Regions from separate parts of the Homo sapiens genome. Here region 1 is linked to region 2. A link is an interaction called in ENCODE POLR2A ChIA-PET data of the cell type or tissue named here. Cell type or tissue: Panc1. All regions are shown on one strand. Each heading gives the region's core, and the rest is flanking DNA. Links, peaks and the distances in the headings are about the cores only.

Region 1 (2,817 bases), core at 89-2,588, 50 kb after region 2:
GGCCGTGCGCCAGTCACCCGTGTCCTTCCTAGGTACTCCTGCTCTCTACTTCTTGTTGAAGGGGTAGTTGAGGGGTTCAAATATGGTAAGTAACCTTGAAGTCCTCTTTACCTTGTCCGTAGACAGCAGAGTGGTTTTCAGTTTTTTTTTTCTTTCAACCTAAACCCCAGAGTATGCTCTGAACAGAGCTGTGTGTGTCAGTATTCTGCCCACTCACCTTTTATTTCAGTGCTTCTGTTTCCAAGCAATGGTAGAAGTTCTCTTTTCTGGTGAGAAATAAATCTTAAAATCTGACTTTTCTTCAACACTAGGGAGCAGAATCTAACTTTAATACTTAGCATCAGAGAGGTCGTGCTGTTCCAGCCTGTGTCTGTGGTAATGGACATCTTAGGAAATGGATGGTTGACAATTTAAGAAACAAAGCCCTAGCAATAAAGGATAAGTGTTTGAAAGAAAGGATAAATGTTTGAAGTGATAGATACCCCATTCACCCTGATGTGATTGTTACACGTGTGCCTGTATCAAAATATTGTATGTACCCACAAAAATTAAAAATTAAACTAAAAAAAGAAAGCCCTTGATTTATTCATCTTTTGTGTGTCATAAGCCAGTTGTAAAGTGTTTTGAGGATCTTGGCTGAGCATTAATGGATTGGTATAAAATATTCTCTTGGTGTGGTGTAAAGTGTTGGAAGATTTTTTTTTTTTTTTAATCAGGAAATGTAATGATAGTATGTGGGCAAGGCGCATCTCTGTTCAAAAAGGTGGTAGCTCTGCTTCATTTTTGGAAGGTTTTCTTGAATCAGAGCAAAATCATAATTGTGTCAACGCAAAAGCAGTTGAGATGAATATTAAATTCAGCTGATTAGAGAAGCAAACAAAAAGAGCAGTCTACAGCAAGGTGCTTATCTACTGTACTGCTTTACTCACAGGAAAACAACCTCTCTGGGTCAGCTCTTTAGATGTTACAGCGCTGAACACTGCACGAAAGCTGAGTTCTCCTCTCCTGATGAACAGCTAGTTATGCAACCTTGCTGAACACTAAACATTCCTGAAACAAACAGGGTATCAAGATCAACAGTATTTATTAGAAACTCCCCAGAGACCTGGCCTTTTCCAGTAGCTTGTATCCAAAGCTCCAACAAGAAAGAAGCTTACTGTGGAAGTCTGGGAGTCTGTTGGGGACCCTTTACCTTTGTGTAGTGTTGCCAGATTCAGCAAACAAAAATACCAAATGCATAGTGAACTTTGGATTTCAGATAAACAGCCAATCTTTTTTTTTTTTTTTTTTAGTATAAGTATGAGACATGCATGGGGGCATACTTACTTAAAAATGATTTGCTGTTTATCTGAAATACAAGCTTAACTGAGCATCTTCGATTCTATGTGGCAGTCCTGATGGGGACATAGGACAGAATGAATCTTGATAACTGGGTTTTATGAGCACATGCTGTTTCCACAAGGGCCATGGGTCAGGATGATGATTTTACCAGCAGCATGTGTAATTGGTAGGCAGAAGGAGGAAGGAACCTGAACAGGCCAAATGCTTCCAAGAGAAACGTTTTTGGACACCCCTCCCTGTATTCTCCTCCTCACCAACATTTTTCTCTTTAGACATGGTTTGGAATTTCAGTGTTTGGATACAGTTTCTTAATATATTAATGTAGAATCTCAGTGGAGTCTATGTAAATTATTACAGTTTACCTCTTGGAGATTTGTTGTTATTGATGGGCACCCATTCAGCTAGGGTTTTTCACTATTTGTTGAGGCTGTTTTGTTTTCTGAGAAACCTGCTGGAAATGTTCCAGAAAATATTGATCTTTAGTGTTAGTCTTTGATCTGTAAAGGGCATAGCATCCGTTTTGCAACTACCTAACAACATTCCTAACTCTCCTTTCATCTGCCTGCAACTAAACTCAACAGTAATAAAGATCTGTTCATGACTTCTTGTTTTTTTACCATGGTTTTAAAACTTGTTTATTACCACTGTTTTAAAAAGTGTAGATTTAGGGCCTGGCGCCGTGGCTCATGCCTGTAATCCCAGCACTTTGGGAAGCCGAGGTGGGCGGATCACTTGAGGTCAGGAGTTCGAGACCATCCTATCTAACACAGTGAAACCCCGTCTCTACTAAAAATACAAAAAATTAGCCAGGCGTGGTGGCGGGTGCTTGTAGTTCCAGCTACTTGGGAGGCTGAGGCAGGAGAATGGCGTGAACCCGGGAGTTGGAGATTGCAGTGAACCGAGATCGTGCCACTGCACTCCAGCCTGCGTGACAGAGTGAGACTCTGTCTCAAACAAAAACAAAAACAAAAAAAACAGAAACAAAAATTAGCCGGGCGTGGTGTTGCACGCCTGTAATCCCAGCTACTCAGGAGGCTGAGGCAGGAGAATTGCTTCAACCCGGGAGGCTGAGGCAGGAGAATTGCTTCAACCAGGGAGGCTGAGGTTGCAGTGAGCCAAGATCACCCCACTGCACTCCAGCCTGGGCAACAGAGGGAGACTCTATCTCCAAAAAAAATTATAATAAAGGAATAACGAATGGCTACTCCATAGGCAGAACAGTCCCGAGGACTGCTGGGTGCCCATTTTTATGGTTATTTCTTGAGTATATGCTAAACAAGGGGTGGATTATTCATGCCTCCCCTTTTAAGACCATGTAGGGTAATTTCCTGACGTTGCCATGGCATTTGTAAACTGTCATGGTGCTGGTGGGAGTGTAGCAGTGAGGATGACCAGAGGTCACTCTCATCTCCATCTTGGTTTTGGTGGGTTTTAGCCAGCTTCTTTACTGCATGCTGTTTCATCAGCAAGGTCTTT
Region 2 (2,817 bases), core at 81-2,580:
GCTGTAGGATTCACAGTAGATTGCTTCCTCGAAGCCAGGAAGAAAGACAGAGACCCACACAGAGAGACAGGCAGGCTCTAGTGTCAGGCAGCTAACAAGACAGTCTTATAAAAATGTAATCATAGGAATGACATCCCATTATTTTTATCATTGTCTATTGGTTAAAAGCAAGTCACAGACCCTGCCCACACTCAAGGAAAGGGGATTAGGGAATTATACGGGGCTGAATACCCGGAGGCAGGGGTCACAGGGCCACCTTAAAGTCTGTCTCAAGTGGGTATTGTTTTGTTTTGTTTCATTTTGGCATTGGTAAGGAAGAGGGTATCAAAAGGTAGGGGCAGCTGCCTGTACATTGGATGAAAATATGCTGAAATTGATGGGGGCGAGTCCAGTCTAACCCCACCCCAACTCTGACTTCAGTCATGCCAAAGAAAGAGATATGGAGATTGGAGCTATTTCCTCACCATTTTATAACTTAACTGCCTGCAGAGTACTCTGTAGATCTAATGTACAGTACAAAAAGATGAAACAATAGAATGCGGAAGGCTGGGTGAGATGGCTCACGCCTGCAATCCCAGCCCTTTGGGAGGACCAGGCTAGCGATCACTTTGAGCTCAGGAGTTCGAGACCAGACTGGGCAACATGGTGAAATCCCGTCTCTACCAAAAAAAAAAAAATTAGGCATGGTGGAACATGCCCGTAGTCCCAGCTACTAGGGAGGCTGAAGCTGGAGAATGGCTTGAACCTGGGAGGCAGAGGTTGCAGTGAACTAAGATCATGCCACTTCACTACAGCCTGGGCAATGGAGTGAGACCCTGTCTCAAAAAAAAAAAAAAAAGGCCGGGTGTGGTGGCTCACGCCTGTAATCCCACCACTTTGGGAGGCTGAGGCAGGTAGATCACCTGTCAGGAGTTCAAAACCAGCCTGGCCAACACGGCGAAATCCCATCTCTACTAAAAATACAAAAATTAGCTGGGTGTGCTGGTGCGTGCCTGTAATCCCAGCTACACGGGAAGCTGAGGAGTAGAATTGCTTGAACCCGGGAGGTGGAGGTTGCAGTGAGCCGAGATCATGCCACTTCACTCCAGCCTGGGTGACAAAGTGAGACTCCATCTGAAAAAAAAAAAAAAATCAGAAGAGGTTTCGGTTGTATTGGATTGGACTCTTGTATTTATGATCAAGGAAGTTACAGCAAATGGGTAAGAGTTCAGAAAATTTTGGGGGGAGCTGAGATAAGGTGGAGGAAGCCACAGCTTCCAGACGTTAGATGCAAAAATGAAGGGTGATAGGGTTTGGATATTTTTTCCCCCAAAATCTCATGTTGAAATGTAATCTCCAGTGTTGAAGGTAGAGCCTAGTGTGGGAGGTGATTCTATCATAGGGGTGATTCTATCATATTAAACTCATTAATAGTTTGACACCATCCTCTTGGTGATAAGTTAGTTCTCCCTCAGTTAGTTCATGGGAGATCCAGTTATTTAAAAGTATGTGGCACCTCCCCACTAGCTTTCTCTTGCTCTGGCTTTTGCCATGTGACACACCTGCTCCCCCTTCGCCTTCCACCACGATTGTAAGCTTGCTGAGGCCCTCACCAGAAGGATATGCCAGCACCACACTTCTTGTACTGTCCAGAACCGTGAACAAATTAAATCTCTTTTCTTTAGAAATTACCCAGCCTCAAGTATTTATTTGTTTATTTGTGTTTTTTATTTTTTTGAGATGAAGTCTTGCTCAATCACCTAGGCTGGAGTGCAGTGGCATGATCTCGGCTCACTGCAACCTCCGCCTCCCTGGTTCAAGCCATTCTCCTGCCTCAGCCTCTCAAGTAGCTGGGACTACAGATGTGCGCCACCATGCCCGGCTAATTTTTGTGTTTTTAGTAGAGACGGGGTTTCGCCATGTTAGCCAGGCTGGTGTCGAACTCCTGACGTCAGGTGATCAGCCTGCCTCGGCCTCTCAAAGTGCTGGGATGACAGGCGTGAGCCACCATGCCTGGCCAAGTATTTCTTTATAGCAACACAAGAACAGCCTAACACGGAGGGGATGGGTCCTGGACCATTATTTAGAGTCATCCCATTCACCCCTTTCAGTTTCACAACCCATCCAAAGTAACCTCTCAGTGTTTTGCATTTTTTTTTTTTTTTTTTTGAGACAGAGTCTCGCTGTGACGCCCAGGCTGGAGTACAATGGTGCAGTCTTGGCTCACTGCAACCTCCACCTCCTGGGTTCAAGGGATTCTCCTGCCCCAGCCTCCCGAGTAGCTGGGACTACAGGTGAGAGCCACCATGCCCAGCTGATTTTTGTATTTTTAGTAGAGATGGGGTTTCACCATATTGGCCAGGCTGGTCTCGAACTCCTGACCTCAAGTGATCGGCCTGCCTGGGCCTCCCAAAGTGCTGGAATTACAGGTGTGAGCCACCACGCCTGGCTATTTGTTTTTTTTTTATACTTAGCATAATTATTTTGAGATTCATACATGTTGTTGCATAGATCCTCCATTCACTCCCTTTTATTGTGGAGGAGAATTCCATTTATGAATATATCACAATTTATTCATTCATCTTTTGATAGCCATTTGAATTGTTTCCTGTTTGGGGTTTATCAAAAGTAAAATTACTGGCCGGGTACGGTGGCTCATGCCTGTAATCCTAACACTTTGGGAGGCCGAAGCGGGAGGATCGCTTGAGCCCAGAAGTTCAAGACCAGCCTTGACCCCTCCTGGGGTCCCTCACCCTCACTCACAGCTCTACTCTGGTGAGGTGGCTGGTGGGGGAGTTGTATCTGGACCCCCAGTGGGTCCCAAGGGGTTAGGGGCTG

What was found. Peaks named below come from ENCODE experiments on the same cell type or tissue, not always from the same donor. Only the 100,000 strongest peaks of a DNase experiment are listed, where the experiment ranks them.
Region 1: POLR2A ChIA-PET joins it to region 2 with 7 read pairs; 16 of 35 experiments call an interaction of 5 or more read pairs at or near these places.

The regions. Positions count from the first base shown.
Region 1 is chr1:235,407,738-235,410,554 of GRCh38, forward strand. The region is part of intron 3 of TBCE (tubulin folding cofactor E); the gene reads left to right. Among named protein-coding and RNA genes, the nearest start is that of TBCE, 42 kb to the left of the region's middle. In Panc1, for the core only: no CTCF peak of the experiment used is centred there; no DNase peak of the experiment used is centred there; H3K4me3 peaks cover 229 bases; H3K27ac peaks cover 2,500 bases.
Region 2 is chr1:235,357,672-235,360,488 of GRCh38, forward strand. It overlaps the pseudogene LOC100418822. Among named protein-coding and RNA genes, the nearest start is that of TBCE, 8.3 kb to the right of the region's middle. In Panc1, for the core only: no CTCF peak of the experiment used is centred there; no DNase peak of the experiment used is centred there; H3K27ac peaks cover 321 bases.